Linked DNA regions of Homo sapiens: region 1 is linked to region 2. Evidence: chromatin loops called from intact Hi-C (ENCODE). Cell type or tissue: MCF 10A. All regions are shown on one strand. Each heading gives the region's core, and the rest is flanking DNA. Links, peaks and the distances in the headings are about the cores only.

The links. A loop is a pair of places that touch in the nucleus more often than their neighbours do. Peaks named below come from ENCODE experiments on the same cell type or tissue, not always from the same donor. Only the 100,000 strongest peaks of a DNase experiment are listed, where the experiment ranks them.
Region 1: a loop joins it to region 2, with 3 times the contacts of the local background. A loop is called at or near these places in 10 of 110 quality-filtered maps.

What each region holds. Positions count from the first base shown.
Region 1 is chr15:63,326,749-63,337,051 of GRCh38, reverse strand. CA12 (carbonic anhydrase 12) reads left to right here. Exons shown (of 11, transcript NM_001218.5): 9 at 8,922-8,954; 10 at 9,819-9,903. All of the region lies in intron 1 of LOC124903506 (a long non-coding RNA gene), which reads right to left. Among named protein-coding and RNA genes, the nearest start is that of CA12, 50 kb to the left of the region's middle. In MCF 10A, for the core only: no CTCF peak of the experiment used is centred there; a DNase peak (open chromatin) is centred at 4,181.
Region 2 is chr15:63,378,046-63,388,348 of GRCh38, reverse strand. CA12 (carbonic anhydrase 12) reads left to right here and starts at 6,503. Exons shown (of 11, transcript NM_001218.5): 1 at 6,503-6,713. The coding sequence starts at 6,629. RefSeq lists enhancers at 5,779-6,298, 6,299-6,819. In MCF 10A, for the core only: no CTCF peak of the experiment used is centred there; a DNase peak (open chromatin) is centred at 2,298.

The DNA.
Region 1 (10,303 bases), core at 664-8,663, 50 kb after region 2:
GGAATGTATCTGTTATGGATACAACGCTGTCTTTTCTCATTCTTCTAAGTGGAGAATGTAGTATCCAAGGGTTAAATGGAACTACTTCAACTCTTAAAACCAAAAACATAAAAACTCTGCCAGGAGATTAGGAACTTTGCCCACATAGATCAGATAGAATTTTGCTCGCGATCCCAGGACCCCATTGCCGGCTCTGTTCTCTGAGCTCACCTATGCACACCCAGGGAAGGGGTGGCACATATTCTCCTTACAGTCAGGAGGCCTAGGTTCAAGGCCTGGCTTTGCTTCCTCCTGGCTGCAGGCTGTGGACAAATCGTGTCCCTTCTTCAGGCCTTGGTTTCCTCAGCCACAAAATGCCAGGTAATCCCAGCTACTCAGGAAGCTGAGGCAGGAGAATCGCTTGAACCCGGGAGGTGGAGGTTGCAGTGAGCCAAGATCATGCCACTGCACTCCAGCCTGGGTGACAGAGTGAGACTCTGTCTCAAAAAAAAAAAAAAAAAAAAAAAAAGCCAGGTTGGATTAGGTGATCTCATGTCCTTTCGGTGCTAATATGTTGTGATGGTTAAGTGGACACTAACAACTGCCAATCCTGACTTTACATTGCAGGGACAGTGTTTGAGGGCAGTTACAGAGGATCAGAAGAAACCGGGCAGGAGCTTGACTCTGACATCCAAAAGTAACCCCCGCTTGTAACGATGGACTATGGCATTGGGGATAATTAGCCATCTTCTTAGACCGGCTTGTGTCTAAGCAGCTGCTTGTAGTGGGGCAGCGTAGGCAGGTTTTTAGCCAAGCGCTTCAGTAGATTCTCCCAGTCTGGATAGGGGAGCTTGAGGGGCCTCTAAGCAGAAGTCTGGAGACCATCTCCCAGCTTAGGACGTCAAGATCAAAGCCCAAATGCAGCGTTGCCACTGCTCTTCCTCCACGGTTTGCCCAGAGCTGGTGCTTCCACAAGCCCAGGTTGGGACCAGCTTTCTCCTCTGAGTGAGACTCTGTGGCAGTCCAAGGAAAACCTGTCCATCTGGAGGCTGATTATAGAAGCTTGGCCAGAATTCTCCTCCCCTCCCTTTCACTTCCCAAAGACACAGGCAGCAAGTGCGGCTGCTTCCCAAGGAGCAATGAGGAGGCAGTCCCAAAGGGGTGAAGGCCCAAACCTCATCTGCCCAGGGGGCTGCATTCACGAGGCCTTTCTTACCCAGCTCGGAGCAGGCCTCAGACTGTAACATGATGTTTCAGGTTTACGGTGTGAGACTTTGTCAGTGTGAACCTTGAGCAGTTTGGACTCAAATTGTAGCCTCATCCACTGAGGCATGTTTGTAATTAGGGTCTGGCTTACTCAGGGCTTTCTCTGGAAGTTAACAAGAACTACAGAGTCAGAAAATTCTGCCAGGAGAAAAGTGATGTTTAAAAAATCATCTAGGATGGCCGGGTGTGGTGGCTCATGCTTGTAATCCCAGCACTTTGGGAGGCTGAGGTGGGAGGATCACATTAGCCCAAGAGTTTGAGGCTGCAGTGAGCCATGATCACACCACTGCACTCCAGCTTGGGTGACAGAGTGAGACCCTGTCTCTTAAATAATTAAAATTTAAAAATTAAAAAAAAATTCCCTATGAGAGAAAGTACATGGACTTTGGGGAAGGATCTGAAGTTTAGCCAGGTTGGGACAATTTGGACCGAATCATTTAACTTAACCCTGCTATTTTCCTCAACTGTGCTTAGAAAAGGGGTACAGGACCTGATTTCTGTCCTTAAGAGGTTTATAGTCCAGCTACACCTTAGCCTGGGGGCAGAGTTTCTCAACCTTAGCACTACTGACAACTTAGGCAGGATAATTCTTACAGTGGGGGGTGTCCTGTGTGTTGTAGCATTGGCAGCACCGTTGGTCTCTACCCAGTAGATGCCAGTTGCCCCTCCCCAGTTTTAACAGGCAAAACTGTTTCCAGACATTGCCAACTCTGTGCAGGCAGGAGGGGCAAGTTTTCCCCTGATGGAAAACCACTGCCCCAGGGTTTCTGCGGCCCAGAACTCATTGTTTTCACTGATGTCATAGGAGTCTGGAGTTTTATATCACATGCCCTGGTCTTCATTGTTTTATGGCATGAACATTTCAGTGTGATGATGGTTATCCCTGAAACAGTAAGGCTGAAGTTACTGAGGCAGAACAAACCAACCCAAGAGAGACCTTGTTCCCCATCTTCCTTTAGAATTCAAGTATAGATTCTTTTTTATATGATTGGGTAAGACCAAGAGACGTAGCGTGAGAGAGAACTGTGCACCCTTAGGAGTGTACAAATCCTTTATCAGGGGTGCAGATGCCTCTGAAGTAGCAACTTCTTCAGGATCCCCCCTTTATTCTTTTTCTCTCTCCCTTTTGTATGAGTTTTTCTCTCTTGTATGTTATGTTTCTTGTTGCCTTTAGTTAAAACGTCCACTCTTTATGGAAAAGTGAAAGTCATGTCAGGCACTTTTTTCCATTCTTAAAAAGTGCCTCTTCCATTGGCTGGGTGTGGCTCATGCCTGTAATCCCAGCATTTTGGGAGGCCAAGGCAGGTGGATCACCTGAGGTTGGGAGTTCGAGACCAGCCTGGCCAACATGGTGAAACCCCCTCTCTACTTAAAAAAAAAAAAATCAGCCAGGCATGGTGGTGCATGCCAGTAGTCCCATCTACTGTGGAGGCTGAGGCAGGAGAATCACTTGAACCCAGAAGGCAGAGGTTGCAGTGAGCCAAGATTGCACCAGTGCACTCCAGCCTGGGCGACAGAGTGATACTCCATCTGAAAAAAAAAAAAAAAAAAAAAAAAAAAAAAAGTGCCTCTTCCAAGTGGCAGTTGGAAGATTTGAGCTGAAGGAGAAAGCAAGACTCGTCCTCAAGGTGGGCCCCTGGGAGGGGACACGTCCTCAGGCCAGTTCGGGTTTCAAGTCAGGTGCTCTTAGTGGGAAAGGGGAAAGACGGCAGAGGCAGGGGGACATCACAGGGGCTCAGGCTTAGGGCTTTGGCCTGGTTCTTGGTTCCTTTGAGTTCACCTCCTCCTAGCCAGTGGCACCAACACTGGGCCCAGATGCTGGGTAATGAAGCAAGAGCCCATCAGACAAAAATGCTAACACCATCTAGCCCTGTGCTCAACATGTCAGGGCCATGGAAACTTGAGGGACAAAAGGAAGCCAAGAAGTTTCTATAATCACATCATTAGTGGGCTTGCTCTAAGCAACTGCATGTCACCCACCAGAGCAGCTATGGCACACTCAGACAAGGGTGCCAGGCAGCAAACCGCAAGGGCAAATCTATAGTCCTGCAATTAGGATCTGCTTAAGCCTAGACCTGGGCAATTTTATGAAACCTTAAAAGGAGGGAGAAGGAAATCAGACATGGCTAAGATGGCTAATTATCTAATTTTTTGAGGCTAGAATGCATGTGTTATCATTATTGACCTTGTATTTCTTAAAGTTTCCATTTATAAGTAAAAGCTATTAGCTGAAAGAATATCATCGATTCTCCCAAAGGATCCAAATGATTAGCCAGCATCATTTCCACCTTCAGTCGCTGGTCTGGGTCAGAGGCCGAACAGTCAGGAGCATTGGTCCAAGGTGCTAAGAAGTGAGGTCCTAGTGCCTTTCACACACCACATGTTTCCCGAGCACAGTCCGAGTTATGCGCTATGGGGGACAGAAAACCCCATGGTGGGTGTCATCTTGCTCTTAAACACAGCCCGTGGCACAGGGCAGACTATGTTCAGGAAAGACAATGGGAAAAGGGGCTGGGCAGACGGCTGGACCCACCCTTGGTGATGGGGCCCTAGCCGATCCTTCCACATCATCTCCCCACAGCCCCATCCCTGCCCTCTTAGCCTCAGCCCCCAAAACTGTAGGGCAGATGCTTTCAAGTACACACACTTGATGTCTGGGATGCCCCCTCCCTCCTCCATCTGGAAAATTCTTTCAAGACCCAACTCTAATCACGTCCTCCTGGAAGTCCTCCCCATCCCTCTAAAGGTGACTTAATCTCCCTCAGTGCAGCCAGAACCACGTCTCCATCTCTGTTATGTTACTTGACACACCATAGAGTAATTATTACCACACAGCAAAGACGAATAGAAAAAGAACAATACGTACATATTATACACATACTACAAGCTCCTTAAGGCCAGGGATGACTGACGTGTTACTCATTTTTATGCCTGGCATGGTGCCTGGTGCTCAATATAAGCTTGTTGAAAGAATGTCCCTGACCCATCTCCAGTTCCCTCCCCTCCTCAGTGTCTTCTCTGCAGAATGATTTACACATAAGCCTGGCCAGTTGTCACCTTTTCGTTTTATTGTCTTGTTTTTCTGTGGTCTCCATTTGCTAACAATGTTAAAAATCAACCATTTGTTTAAGAGAGATTAACGATCAGAACTTAGCTGTCAGTTTTGAAGGTCTGGGAGGAAGTTGCCTAGAGATGCTGTTGTGCCTTCTGTAGCTCTGGCTTGATAGGGATCAAAGGCCCCCGTCCCACCACCCATTCTTTCCCCAGGGACAGTGAAGACAGCTTAGAGTGCCAAGCACCAAGTGCCAGCATTGTAACCTGCCCCTGAGGCTCTGGGATTTAGGCCCTTCAGAGCAACGTGCTGTCTGCAGGGGCTGCATTCCTGTAATCTACAGGCAAAGCCCTCAGTCCCATCATAGCTGTATAAAACCAGTTCCCCCATGTAATCTGGTACTATCTTGTTGGCAGATTTCTTTGTAGCAATTCTTGTTTTGGGTTGCATAGCGTTCATAAGGAAAACTCCGCAGTTAAATATGTCCTCTGAAGATGGCTCCACTCTGTGGTGAGGGCATCTTCCTTGTCTTGGCAAAGCATCATCTGAAGATAGCACTGGATTTGCAGTTTCTTGACTCTCTGATTTTTTATTAGGTGTAATAATAAGGGGCTTTTTACCTTCCTAACAGATTTTGTGTATTTAAACTATCAAACCCCTGATAAATCTAAACTCTCTGACCTCTTTTACAAGGCTGGAGACGGCTAAGGATATCGCTACGTAACATGCCATCTATGTAAACAGTGTGTACTTTAAAATAATACTTGAAAAGGATTATAGTCCACAGTCAAACAGAATCGTAAATAGAGCTAGAAAATACTAGACTGTTGTTCCAGGAACCTCCAGATGTGAAAGTGAGGTGCTTGTTCCTCGTGCTGGACTCTTCTGTGTTTATGCTTGAGGCTTCAGAAGACCTCAAAAGCCCTTAACCAGCATCCCTCAGTCCAGCAAGATGCCGGTGGAAGACGCAGCTCCTGGGCCTGCCAGAACAGGTAGCAAGGCCCTTGTGGCAAGCAGCTCACCGACCTTCTCCGGGTGTCTGTACCTTCCTGGGCAAGGTGTGTGACCATCGAGTTCTTCTATATCTGTGTGGTTTCCTTGTGTGTGTCACACTGCCGTCTCTCTGCTCGCCCTGAGTCATACCCGAGCACTTTGTGAACAGGCGGCTCTCCCACGTCCTCATGGTGTGCACCCTCTTACCAGCCAGCCCCAGAGCTCCTTCTGTTGGGCTGCCACTCGATGCCTCTCGTGGGCCACCTCTGTGACCTAGCCTGTCTCCATTTCTACTGTCTGTCCCATTGTTCTTCCGTGGGAATCGCCTCCCTTCTTTCCTATTCAGAAACAAACCATTTCTTTAACCTGAAAGTGAATTTCTCTAGTTCTGCCCCTCCCTGTACCATCTTTGATGCCTGTTCTCTACAGTGCCTAGAGGCTTCGCTCTCACCCAGCCGAGGCTCTGCTGGGAAACAGGCTTTGGCTTCGCACTCAGGTTCTAGTTCTCTGGTTGCCCTGACAGTTCTCCCTGTGTCCCGAAAGTCTCGCTGACTTTCTCTCTCCCATCAGATAACAGATGTTTTGGCATCTGCCTCCAATGGGACTCAAGCCCATTTCTGCAAAGAAGCTGAGCCTCCATGATGGTTGGTGCTGTCTCGATTGGCAGGGACAGCATTCCAACAACACCTTCCTGCCCTGGGCTTCCTGAGGTGGTGGAACTATCGGGTGACACCCTCGCCGGCATTCCTCTTCCTTAACAGCTTATGATGTTGGCTCAGTCAAGCTGCTTCGTTTTTGCTGTATCAAAGTCTTGGCTGAAAAGTATCTGTCCCAGTCTCTGGGCCTTTCTTTGTCTTCATGCCTGTTTGGTCTCATTTCGTTGTTTCCAAGGAGAGTCCATTTAGGCCTTGACAAGTGGTCCTCAAGGAGCAAAGATCCCAGGTCACAGCACTGGGTTCAACTATGCTGTTGCTTACAGGACCTCCAACAGGAACCCCGCGTAATAACCGGGGGAAGCCAGACTCTCCCTCCAGAGAAGCCACCACGCAGGGCATGTGCCCTGAGAAAAGCCCCACCCTTGCTGGGGCCTTGCTCTCCATAGACTTTGCTCAGCTCCCCAAGACCAGGCATGAAGGGTACCCCCACCAGCCACAGACTGGGCTGCTCAGTGGTCTGGGGCCTGTGTGACTCTCAGAATGTTTGAGGTGACTGTGAAAGAGATGACTTTAGAAACCATCCAGCCTGGATGGCTTAGCCAGGTGGTAAGGCTTCCTAGTAATAGTCTTCAGGTGGCGAGAACTGGTTTGGCACCACAAGCATCTGGAGCTTCAGGAACAAAGAACGAGAGTGTATTTCATCAAAGGGTTGGGAAGAAAAACCATGGCTAGGTTTATTATGTTTGTTTTTTTAAGATTCCAGGGACCATGGTCTCTGGTTACATTTAAAAAAGAAACAACCAACCCTAATACCAAGTTCCACTGTGCAGAGGCCACAGGCCCTGCAGGAAACAGAGCTTGTGCTGTACAAACACTGGAAGCTCCCTCCAGGTGGAGACTCATGTCCTCAGTACCTCCCCAAGCCACAGGCTGGTCCTTGTGTTCAGGTTACACGAAGAGGCCTGGGGCAGGGAGTCTGGCCAGTGGAGCCACTCTGCCACTTGGGAGGTCATGAGCAGCTGGTGGTGGTGAGCAGAGTAGGGAGAATAGGCTTCCCTGTCCTTGGGGACAGCTCTTCTCCCTGCCTGCTCTGCTAACCCTCACAGCAGCCCGGTGCCACCTGGGGAAGCCAGACCAGGAACCCCCAGGGCCCAGCCTTGGACCAGGGAGGCTCTGCAGGTTCAATGTGAGATTGCAGAAAAAGACAATCGGAAAAGCACACGGCTGATGGCTCCTGGGGAATCAGCTAGACTTGGGCCATACGACAGGAGAAGGGGCAGTGAGCAAAACCTCACCCTGCAGCCTCAGATCTGGTTCCCCAGGCTGTTAAGGGCCCCAAGGGAGAGTCCTTGGCCCCCTGCTGGCATCTTACACTTGACCAGGGCTCTCCCAGGGCCTCAGCCACCACTGTGGGTTCTATGGGCACAGGATCTTCTGTGTCAGGCTGGGTGGCCACCATCTGTACAACTGTGGCTCCCAGTGTGAGTTAGAACAAATACCCCTTCTTCCTCCAAGACACACACACATGCTAGAAGTTTCCATTGAGATGAGAAAACCACCAGACAGAAGGGTACCTGTAAATCTACACTTTCTTTAGACAAAGGACCTGATTAGGAGAATGGGGAATGGCTGTGGGAACCTTGGAAAAAACAGGCTGAGGGTTTTCAGGGGAGACTTCATGACTGGGATCCTCTGCTCACTCAAGACAATGGATTCTCATGTGATTTTCCCCCCAGGAGGTGGCTAGTAGGCTGACTGTGAGACTTAGGTAGCTGGGCACGGGTTCAGCCACACTGAGGACTTCTCTCTCACCTTATTTATCCTCAACAGTAACTTGCTGGTTGAAGCCGTAATACCCTGGTTCCATGGAGCAGAGAAGTGGGGCTGATGTGGTGAAGGCGTTTGTCCAGGAGGGACAAAGCAAAAATAGAACCAAACCATGATGACAAGCTGATGGGCTGGGGGAGAAGTCTGGTGATGGATTCCTTGCTTAGGAAGTGAGGCAGGTACCAGGGACATGGACAGGAGCCTGCCCAAGCAGGCTTTGATCCCTACCTTTCTTCATCTTTCCTCTTTGGCCATGTTGTATTAAAAACTGAAATCTTGGCTGGGCGCCGTGGCTCACACCTGTAATCCCCATAGTTTGGGAGGCCGAGGCAGGTGGATCACTTGAGATCAGGAGTTCGAGACCAGCCTGGTCAACATGGCAAAACCCCATCTCTACTAAAAATACAAAAATTAGCCAAGCGTTGTGGTGCACGCCTGCAGTCCCAGCTGCTCGGGAGGCTGAGGCATGAGAATTGCTTGAACCCAGGAGGTGGAGGTTGCAGTGAGCCAAGATTGTGCCACTGCACTCCAGCATGTGTGACAGAGCGAGACTCTGTCTCAAAAAAAACACAAACAAACAAACAAACAAAAACTCAAGTGAAGTCTTGCCCTAGCCAGGAAACTGTTGTGATAAAGGAGCATCGGGGCCGGGCGCAGGGGCTCACGCCTATAATCCCAACACTTTGGAAGGCCAAGGCAGGTGGATAATGAGGTCAGGAGTTCAAGACCAGCCTGGCCAAGATGGTGAAACCCTGTCTCTACTAAAAATCCAAAAATTAGCTGGGTGTGGTGGCAGGTGCTTGTAATCCCAGCTACTTGGGAGACTGAGGCAGAGAATTGCTTGAACCCAGGAGGCGGAGGTTGAAGTGAGCCAAGATCGCACCACTGCATTCCAGCCTGGGCGGCAGAGCGAGATTCCATCTCAAAAAAAAAAAAAAAAGGAGCATCGGAAGGAGGGATTGCAGTATGAATTCCCTAGATGGGCAATTTCCTGTACTTCATCAGGCAATCCCTGAGCCAAGGGTGGACATCCCTAGAGGTCTGTCAGCCTAAGACCAAACAAATGGTAGAGCGTCTCTCAACACGCTGCTCAAATCCAGTGTGGTTTGACTCTAGAGTAACCTCGTCTTTTCCTCTCCCCTTTTAAGTGCAAGTCTGTACTGCGGCAGGACTGAGTCTGGGTATGTGGCTGGGCAGCCAGCCGTGCATGCTGCAGCTGGGTGATCACTGTGATTCTTGGTGTGATCCAAGCCCGTCCTCTCTGCTTCTCTGTACTATTGCTCTGGCTCCTGGCCCTCTCCTTGCTATGGGTCTTACCCTCAAGTCGCTCTGTGATTCAAAGATGAACTGCCAATCAAATGTTCCTCTAATGAAAGATCCAATCACTCTACAGCATGTGTGTATTCAAAGAACCTATCTAAGACTTTCTTTTGGTCATGGTGGGAGGCTGTTGCTGAAAACATACCAGAGCCCATTGTGGAGGTCAGCTGACAGGCCGCATGACCTTGGCAATGGACTACTGGTCATCTGGGACTGCTTAGGACTGTGCAATGGAACTTGGGGGCAAAACTGATGGAGACAGCCAATGGGCCTTAAATCCAGCAGGCAAAGACAGAGTAAGTTCTTATTTGTGTAGCCCAGGGCTTATCAAAGTGTGGTTCTTGGACCACGTGCATCAGTATCAGCTGTAAGTATTTGGCAAAATGCAGATTCCCGGGCCCTGCACCAAACAGATTGACTTTGAATCTCTGGGGGTTGGGCTAAAAAAAAAAAAAAAACCCTACATTTTAAACAAGCTCTTCAGATGACCCTTGTGTAAGTTTGAGAGCATCTGCTGGAAAACCACTAGAATTTGCAAACGGCCACCTCAAAATACTCCAGCCAGTCCCACTAAGCCAAAGACCAGAATCTGAGAACAGGGATGGGGAAATTATTCCTTTCTGTGGATGATTATGCAGCTGGGCCATGATTTCACACCCGGGGGCCATGGGCTAAGATGGAGGGGAAGGAAGGAATGTAATGTGTGCCCTCTACCTCTTCACCAGGCATCATCCTCTCACTGGCCCTGGCTGGCATTCTTGGCATCTGTATTGTGGTGGTGGTGTCCATTTGGCTTTTCAGAAGGAAGAGGTGAGCTGGTTTGGGTCCAAAATGGGAATGGACAGCTATGTGTCCATGATGATTAGTCTGCCTGGGAAGGCAGCTTTGTGGCATGAAGAGCCGCAGTCACCTGGACCACCACTTACCCTAGGAGGGCCGTCCCCAAAGCACCCGTGCCCTGGCCTCCTTTGCATGAGACGCACATGTGACCCTGGTCGTTCAAAGGGTTCAGGGGTCACTGTGCTCAGATTTGGAAGCGTGTGTGCCTTGCTTGCTGCTATTGCATGGCCTTGGACGAGTCTCTTGACTTGGGGCTTGTGCCTGAAGTTAAGCAGCCAGGCTGTCTTCTTATCAAGATCTTTACATATGCTTTTTGGTCTATGAATTCAAAAAGAAAGATGAAGGAAAACCTGATCTCTCACTCACATTA
Region 2 (10,303 bases), core at 1,487-9,486:
GTTATTCCCCACTCAACAGAAGTAGGAGCTGAAGGACTCAGGGATCAAGTAACCAGACAAGAGTCATCATGGTAACTGGTGTCAGGTATGCAGTGAGAATTTACAATCCCTTGTTGGAATCCAGTTTTTATTTTCTTAGATTAGTAAACCAAAGCTGAGATCAAACACACTTCCTTTCTTGTGAAGTCCACTCTTAGGAGTGACATCTTATGTACGACAAATGTCGTTATTTATTTCTTCCCAAAGTGCTCTCACATATACGGCCTCATCCCACTGCCAACCCTGTGTGGAGTTAGACATTCTTATTTCGACTTACAGATTAGAAAACAGAAGCAGAAACACGGCAAGGGACTTGCTGACATTCCACTGCTGGCTCCTGGCAGAGTCAGAAGCCTGGCATTCTTTCCTCCAGGTCACACTGTCCTCCAACTGATCCCGCCTGAAACTGAGCAGGGCAGCGAGGGTTCACACAGGGGTTACGCCTCCAAGCCATCACCGTGAAAGGGAAGACGCAGATGTGAATAAAACTACAAAACTGGCTATATTTTAAAACACAGACATTGGTACCCAGATCAATGGGTCTATGTGAGTCTTGGCCTAGAGGTTCCCTCAGCCACTGCCCAGTCAAAGGATACAATGTGGACTTTTCCTTCCTTCTTCCCTCCTTCCTCCCTCTTCTCCCTTCCTCCCCCTTCCCTCTCTGCCTCTGTCTTGTCTGGCCTTCCTAAGTCAAAGCAAACCTCGTTAATGTAACAGAAGAGCTATTTGGTATGGCTCACATTCTCCTTCCTTTGCTTGAGACCTACGTCGATTCAAAGCTCTGAGCTCTTCTTTTGGCAAATGTTCTATCCACTGATCACAGAGTATGATACAGGGTCCCTTGGTCCCTCAGACACAGCCATATCCCATGCTGAGCATTATTTGATTGCTACAATCGGTACACGTGCCTCTGATCAACAAACAAACGATCACAGCATCTAGAAAATTGGAGAACCGTAGGCCAGGCATGGTGGCTCATGCTTGTAATCCCAGCACTTTCAGAGGCTGAGGTAGGCAGATCACTTCAGGCCAGGAGTTCAAGACCAGCCTGGCCAACATAGTAAAACCCCATCTCTACCAAAAATACAAAAATTAGTCAGGTGTGGTGGCACACGCCTGTAGTCCCAGCTACTCAGGAGGCTGAGGTAGGAGAATCACTTCAACCTGGGAGGCGGAGGTTGCAGTGAGCAGAGATCACACCACTGCACTGCAGCCTGGGCGACAGAGAAGACTGTCCAAAAAAAAAAAAAAAAAAAAGAAAAGAAAAGAAGGAAAACTGGAGAATCCTCCTCTTAGAGGCACCCAGTAAGAAAACATCTCCATCTGAGGTATCTGTAGGACAGCCATGAAAAGAGCCTGCCTGGGCCTTGGAGACAAAATCATCTGGGTTCCTCATGAACTAGAAAAGATTCAACTTCTCCAAGCCTCAGATTCCTCATCTATAAAATGGCAAACCTAACACTATCCCTGCATGTTGTTGTAAGAATAAAGTGTCAAGCACAGTGGCAGGCAAACAGTAGGTGCTCACTAAATGTCTATTTTCCTCCCAGCAGTCCTTTCTTTAGCTCCATATAAAGGTGCATTCCCAATTGAGTGACACCATTTGAAGAGTTCATTCTTATCTTAAGAAATAAAATTATCACCTTAAGAAACAAAATTCTCTATACTCTAACCTTTATGCCTGAAAGGCTAACAACTAGCTATGTCAGGGCAAATGCCACCAAATGGCACTAGGTTTGGGAAAGAAGAGCCTGGTATGTGCTGTGCATTTCAAAGGTTTTATGAAGTCACAAAACATAATCCTTATACTGATGATGTCTTCCTCACCACCCCAGGACAGAGTGGGCCCCTCTCAGTCATATCTCAACCTTCTATTGCACTCATTAGAGTTGTAATTATATAGTTATTCATGAGATTATTTGTTTTATGTTTGTGCACTCTCCAAGAGCCTAGCATAGTGCCTGGCACATAGAAGATGAATGAATGAATGAATGAAGAAAATGTCCACTGGCCTTATCACCTTCCAGCCATATATCAATTCTATGATGACTCAGGGGTATGGATTACACCTTCATTTTACAGAGGATGAAAGCTTGCATCACGGTCAAGGTCAGCCATTGAGGAAGTGGTGGGGCAGGCACTTCAGCCAACCCAGACTTCCTAACACCAAATCCTTGTTCATTCCTGCTTCTCTGCCCCTTGACTCACCAGCCTCACCCTTGTGTCTATTCAGATGGTAACATCCTAGGGGGTACCATTCCCTGTCTAGGCATGTCATTTGGTGGCCAATTGCCACATTTTGAGTGCAGAAGGTCTACTTTCTACCCTAACTCATTGAGCAATGGGTTATTTATTGGCTGACAACAGCCCCAGCTGATGATGGCACAGCAAGCCCTTGCATGTTCATCTGCACAAGCCTGAGGAAGCAGACAAAGGATTCCCAGAGTTGGGAACTTAAGCTGGTTGGGTCTGTGCTGTTTGTCAGGGGGGGATCCTTGACATTCAACTTGAATACCTGTGGTCATTCCATTCATAATAATAATAATAATTCTGGGTCTCAGTTTACATGCTCAATTCCCTTTTAATTGCTATCCATTATTTACTAATTAACCAAGTTTCTGACACAGCCATGCAGTAAACATCTCAGCCCTGTTCATTCTGTCTATGAAACCCAGTTCACAATCTAGCCTTACTGGTCTATGAAGTCCACCTGTTTCTGCCATTTTAACCTCTCCATCTCTGGGGATCTCTGGAGAATACTTAGAGGTGCATGTTCCAGGAGACAATGAACTTAATGTTTAGACAGACATGATGGGTGAACACCTGGAGTGGGAATACCAAAATATGTGTGCATGGCCCAGTTTACCTTTAACTGGTTGTGACATGCGCAACAAGTGATTTCACCTCCACAGATTCGGTCTCTGCGTCTTTGAGCCTGCAGTGGTTTCTCCCCAAGCTCTGTGTTCCTCTAGTCCATTTAATCTTCTAAACAGACAGACTGCCCTTGATGACAAATCTGAACAAGAGAAACACTCCTGCACCACTCCAGAGCTCACTCGAGGCCCTCTATCAGGCAGAAAAGATGATCCCTAAGCCTACTGTGGTCTGGAAGTGCTTGTAACAAGATTGTCTTTGTAACAACTTCCTTAAGGAGACTTCAAAGCCCTTTATTAACCCACACAGTAGCTGAGCTGGTAGGGACAGAGCAGTAACACCCCTTGAAATGTGGGTGGCATCTGCTTTTTGGTGGCTCTTGGAGGAGAAGTTACTCCATCCCTTCAAACCCACCACGGACAAGTGGCTTCATTGGTCACTAAGGCTGGCCTGAGAGTGTGCACAGGCTGAGGGTCAGCACAGATGTGAGATCAGAGAGGGCTTGTCTGGCTGCTGTGGCCAAGAGAAGAGGGCATGACAGGCCAGGTCACAAACCCAGGGGTCCTGTACCAGAACTGGGGTGGACACCCTTCCGCAGCCCATGTGACCTGAGCAGTGTGCATAGGCAGCAGTGAGTAGGATCATAGAGCGGGGAGGAAACCGAGCCTGGCCCCTGCAGCGGTGCAGAGACACACGGAGGGCCCAGGGAAGCCAGAAGCACAAATGACTACAGTGGTGGCAACAGCAGTGGGAAGATTTAGGGGGTATTGGGGCAGCAGGTTAACAAGACTAGAGAAACACTCCTGTTTCTCTAGCACAGCCTGTAGGTCTAGCACAGCCTGTAGGGACAGAAAGGTGTGATCCCTTTCCTCCCCCATCATAAAGGTCACAGTTGACACTCAAATAACAAAAGACAGGCCAACAAGTGACACAAGAGACTTCAGAAATGAAGACCCAAAGACTCAGGGAGAACGGTGTTTCTGCTTAGGTTTGATGAAGAACATGGATGGCCGTATAGAAATGTGATTGGAGAGAAGGGTGTGATCTCATAGTGATAGACTGAGGGGAACCCAGCAAGGCCTGTCCGTTCCAATTCTTCTTGACCTCTCTGTGTAGCATTGCTTTCTCCTGGGTATGGGGCAGGACCCCTCTCGAATGAGGGTCTTTAAAGGAGAAGGGAGAGGGGAGAGAGTGATGTTTCTAGATTTTATGGCTTGCTGTGGAGGAGAGGGGCTCTACTTTCTATGACCTGCCTGGGGAAGAGGGATTCTGGTTTCTATGATTCACTTAGCGGGAGAAGAAGGGGCAGGAGACAGGAGGATGGGAGAAGGTCAGAGAGACCTTGTTTCTGAGGCCTTTTCAGTTTCCTTCAGTTCAAAGTACTCAGCATGCCAAGGTGCCATACTTTGGGGTATCATGTTCTAAGCCCCCCAAAAAAGTGCCTGACACACAACGGGTGCTCAGTAAATAATGTAAGTCCCTTTCTTCTGCTGCCACCCCAAAAGAGGGACCCTCTCTCCCAGCTTCCTAGTGAGGATGGAATGATGTATTGAACCAGCATGAGTCCCATCTACTTACCCGTTACTAAGGGGAATTGTGATAAGCTCTTCATGTGTACCCCACTGTGCTGTTCTCCTATTCTCAGTTCATCTCTTTGCATCTCAACTTGGAAGGTAAGAACTTAATCAGGATGCACTGAACAATTGGCAGAAACTCATGTGAATGTAACTATCTTGTCCAGTTCCTTAACCTGTGCTAAGTCCAGGCAGGCACCTGAAGAAAAAAAAAAAAAAGCATGAAGGAGGCTTTTGCCCAAATGGCACTATACTTGGGGGATTCTGAGTAGGGCTGAAACAGCCTTTGCAAAAATTATAACTGAGGAAATTATGGCAGTGACAAAGATCAGACCTAAATGACTCAGTCTTTCTTCTAACTTTCATGCTGTCCTTATTCATTCCTGGGCATAGGCCAAACTAACCTTAGAAAGGAATTCAGTTTATGGTTTGACTCAGAAACAAAATCAATAATAGCCCTTTCCCGAAAAGACCCCCTTCTTGCCTGGGTGCCAGTCTGCCTTTGTACGATTAATCTATTAGTTACAACATTAGAAATTATGGTTTAGGGGTCCTGCGGCGTCAGGCTGCAAGAGTCTGAACCTTCCCAAGTTGCTGCTGGGGATAACATCGCTATTGTAAAATCTAACATCCTATTTTGCAGACCCTGCACTGGATGGATCAGCTGACACCACTCAGACCGTGTGTGATCTGGCTCAACCAGTTCTGCGATCCCACCCAGGAACAGAAGACTGCAAGAAAACGTTACTTCAACCCCCCTGTGATCCCATCTGCAACCTGACCAATCAGCACTCCCCAAGTCCCAAGCCCCTATCTGCCAAATTATCTTTAAAAACTCCCAGAGGCAGGGTGCAGTGGTTCAACGCCTGTAATCCCAGCACTTTAGGTGGATCACGAGATCAAGAGATCAAGACCAGCCTGGCCAACATGGTGAAACCCCGTCTCTACTAAAAATACAAAAATTAGCTGGGTGTGGCGGCGCGTGCCTGTAATCCCAGCTACCCAGGAGGCTGAGGCAGGAGAATCGCTTGAACCCGTGAGGCAGAGGTTGCAGTGAGCCAAGACCATGCCACTGCATTTCAGCCTGGGCGACAGAGGGAGACTCCGTCTGAACAAACAAACAAACAAACAACTCCCGGAATGCTTGGGGAGACTGATTTGAGTACTGGAATCCCAGTACTTTAGGAGGCCAAGGTAGGTGGATCATTTGAGGTCAGGAGTTCCAGACCAGCCTGGCCAACATGGTGAAACCCCGTCTCTACTAAAATTAGAAAAATTAGCCGGGTGTGGTGGTGGGCGCCTGTAATCCCAGCACTTTGGGAAGCCAAGGCAGGTGAATTATCTGAGGTCGGGAGTTTAAGGCCAGCCTTAAACTGGCGAAACCCCGCCTCTACTAAAAATACAAAAATTATCTGGGCATGGTGGCATGTGCCTGTAATCCCAGCTACTCGGGAGGCTGAGGCAGGAGAATCGCTTGAACCCGGGAGGCGGAGGTTGCAGTGAGCCGAGATCACGCTATTGCACTCCGGCCTGGGCAACAGAGCGAGACTCCGTCTCAAACAAACAAACAAAGGAACGAAAACCTCCGGTCTCCGGCACGGCAAGCTCTGCGTGAATTACTTTCTCCATTGCAACTCCCCTGTCTTGATAAATGGGCTCTGTCTAAGCAGCGGGCAAGGTGAACTCGTTGGGCTGTTACAGGACCAGTGACAGACCAAGGGCATGCCACTGAAGGAATCCCTAGACGCACCCTTCTGGATGTGAGACAGGCGGATCTCACCCACGCCTGCCAGCAGCTCCTCGGAGAACTGTGTTCCTGGGTCAGCCCTGGCCCAGAGGAGCGCCGGGGACCCGCAGAGTGCTGCTGAAGTCAAGGCTACAACTCACCTAGGATCTGGGGCGCCAGCCCTCCGGTGGGCAGGGCGTTCTCCTCCCCCACCCCCTCCCCGCACGATGACATCAAGTGTTTGGCGTTGAGTTGCTCCATAAAAGCTGCCCGGGGAAGCCAGGAGAGCGAAGGGCGGACGTACTCGCCACGGCACCCAGGCTGCGCGCACGCGGTCCCGGTGTGCAGCTGGAGAGCGAGCGGCCACCGGGAGCCCCCGGCACAGCCCGCGCCCGCCCCGCAGGAGCCCGCGAAGATGCCCCGGCGCAGCCTGCACGCGGCGGCCGTGCTCCTGCTGGTGATCTTAAAGGAACAGCCTTCCAGCCCGGCCCCAGTGAACGGTAAAGTTTCCGCCTGCTTCTTTCCTAACACTCCTGAGCGCTCAGCCGCCCCTGGGCTGAAGGCTCTTCAATGATAAAGTAAAATCATTGCTGCGGGGAGCAGGGAAGGTGTAGTACCAAATAGTAGATTCTCAAGAAAGGATGCTCCGTTTTCCTTTGCTGAGGTTGGGTCGGGAAGCACGTTGCTTTCTAGTGGCGCTTGGCGCAGATTTGGTGTTAAAATGTTTGCGTGTACTCCCGGGCACCGCCAGCTCTGAAGATGTGGCTTGGGAACTTGCTAACCAGGGAGGAGATGCAAAGCCAAGATTTAAAACAGCGTTCCCCTGATCCACGTTTAGAAAGTAGAGACATGACTGTGGCATTCTGATTGGGGTAAGCACAGAGAAAGGTTTGCTGTGCCCCTGTGCAGAACCCGCAGACAGTGGTAGGCGCTTTTCTTTGGAGGAGAGGATCTTTACCATTAAGTCTTACCTACAAGTCAAAGGGATGATGCATCCCATTCTTAATCATTGTTTTTCTCCAGGAGGGCTCTACTATGCTGAATGTACGTGTGTGTGCACGTACACACACACACGCACGCGCGCACGCACACAAACCACACACACACACACACACACACACACAGCATATTTCTGATTGTAATTAGAACACTAAATCCCAAAAGGCTGGAGGCTGAGGGACTGAATGGAGGCTCCGTGGAGTGACAGGAGGAGGTGGCAGAGGGGACCTGAACTGTGGGCTCACGCCGGGCCAGTGAGCTAACACGTGTACAGCCAAGGCTGGTTCATTAATCTTTTGGAATAAGAAAGTGATTTTGGACCGAAAGTGATTTTACTGGCTGAAACTAGATTCTTCCTGGCGAGGCAGTGGTGGTGGGAAATGTGTCCTGCTCAGCAGCATAAAAGCTCTGAGCCTCCTCTCTTGGAGGTCACAGTGCCCATGGGGAAGGGCAGGGGAGCCAGGCTGTGGATAACTCTTAATTAAATTCCAGTCAACTAGCTGGCATGATGTGCTTGATATTATCTCCCTCATCTGGTCAGGGAGAAACAGAAGCGATGTAACAGAAGTTGGGAGAAAGGAGCGATGTAAAAGTGAAAATCAAGTTTTAAAACCACAAACTTTACATGTTTCCTTTTACGAAAGCTGCACTGAGACCAAAGTTTCCCTGGAAATCTCTTTAGTCCTAAGTTGCTCCAAGACCAAAGGGAGAAACAGCCATTAGTTGGCCCTCTTTCCTATAGCTGGTTGCTCCTCTCACTCTGGGGCAGCTCTGCCTCCCTTCTCTCTCTTTTCCTGCCCTTCCCTGTTCTCTTCCCTCCCTCCCCTTCCTTTCTTCCCTACTTTCCCTGCTCTTCCTCTTCCCTCTCCCTTTCCCTCCTCCTTATCTCCTCTCCCAATTCTCCAAGTTGGGACTGGGGAAGTTTGTAGTCAAAACTCCACTTTCGCCTCACTCTGAGGAAGGAGACTGCCTACCCCTGGGTAGAGCACAGCTTTTATTCTGTAAATTCTCATGCAGTTTCCTTGGGTTTTTAACTGCCTTAGAGGACAGGTCAAAGCAAAAATCACTGAGGTGTAGAATGTCAGCATGAACCCAAAGTTGGAGGTGGAGAGGAGTTAAGCTGAGTAATGGGGTCAAAGTGTGATCTGCTCTCTGCCTGGTGCATTTAAACTTCCAGCATTGGAGAATGTTCAAGAACAATGTCAGGGGCCCAGGAGGGAGCATAATAATGTGAAGTCAAGTGTCTTCTGGAGAAACCCTTGGAATTCTTAGTTGCCGTGGCTTTGGGGGGCATTTCAGTGAATTCTGCAGAGCTTGCCCTGCCCAAACCTGGTGTGGAGAGCCAGGCAGTCTTGGGCTACCCAGGAGATGGTTACTCAGGGAAAGTTCTAGCACCCAGCACAGGAAGCAGGCAGGGCCCAGGACCTCTGATATGGATCTTGGTAAATACCATTTTCTCTGGGCATTCCCTCCAGGGGAACCTCCCTGCCCAGTACCAGCTGGGTCTGCAGGTTCTAACAGGTTTCAGGCTGAGCCTCCCAGGTTTCCCAGATGGAACAGATAACCTTCCTTGGGAAGGAAACTATTCCCCTCCAGGAAGGGCCTGCTCCCTCAGGATGCCACTGAGGCCTTGGCCTGGCCTCGCTTGTGGAATCAGTTTAATCCTTTTAAGCCTTCTGTTCTTACAGCTAGAAGTGGGGAACCAGGGGGTGCAATTCCTGAATAAAGCACACTTTCGTGCGCGTGCACACACACACACGCACACATACACACACTTTTAGAGAGACTTCCTGAGGTCAGAGCTGAGCTGGGGCCCTGATCCTCACCCGATGAACCCCCTTGACTCACCATCCTCACTTACAACGCCGCTTCTCCCCAGCCCTCCAGCTCCTGAGCCCCTCCAGACACTGCCATTTATACCCAAAGTGCCGAGTCTGGAGTCCCAAGCCAGCTCACTCACAGAGAGGAGGGCAGGGAATGTTGCTCTGGAGGCTGCTGCCTTTCAACAAGTCCCCAGTCCTATGTCACCACCGCGACCTCACAGTCCCAGATGTCCACTCTATGACTTTTAGCCCTGAGCTTTCCAGAGTGTGATGCTGAGGCCTCATCTGAGGATGAGAACTCCAACAACAGGGAAAACCTTGATTAGCGAGCCCTGGGAGGGTAGCAGAAGATGTAGGGTATAAGGCTATGATTTGAATGTGAGCAGGTACAATGCAAACTGCTGGCAAGGCAGCAGTGCTCAGGCAGCAGATGTGTTTCTAGTGGCCTCCAGGATCACTGGAGTGGCCTGTGCCTCCTCAGGGGAAAAGTAAGGGTGAACTCCTCTGTTATTTGTGGAATTTTACATCCTGGGCCTCCAACTGTTCTGCCTGCTAAGAGGTAATGATCTGGCTTATTATATCTCTAAGGTCTGGGATTACATCTTAATAATGAACCTCTCACACAAAAGACTGAAGAAAATGTCCAGAAGAGGTTTTATGTCTTCTATAGCTTGGTTTGAAAGCAATGCTTTCTTTATTTTTTTTCATTGTTGTTTCAGCAAAGGGGTGAGCAGTAAACTTGGGGGTCACATACAAGTTTGGTTTCCCCGTGGTTCTGAATGTCTAATTACTAATTCAAGGGAGGTTGATCTTGGGACCCTCAACTCTCAATGCACCCATAGCTGGTTTCAGGGGAGTCTGTGGACCTTCTGAAATGACTTGTATATAAAACTTTATGTGTCTAAGCTTAGGGAAATTTTTTTTTTGAGACAGAGTCTCGCTCTGTCACCCATTCTGGAGTGCAATGGCACAATCTCAGCTCACTGCAACCTCCGCCTCCCGGGTTCAAGCAATTCTCCTGCCTCAGCCTCCCCAGCAGCTGGGATTACAGGCACCCGCCACCACGCCTGCCTAATTTTTGTATTTTTAGTAGAGACAGGGTTTCACCATGTTGGCCAGGCTGGTCTCGAACTCCTGACCTCAGGCGATCTGCCTGTCTTGGTCTTCCAAAGTGCTGGGATTACAGGGGTGAGCCACCGTACCCAGCCAGCTTAGGGAAATTTTTACTGGGAGAGGTCCATAATACTCATCGGATACTCCAGGGGGTC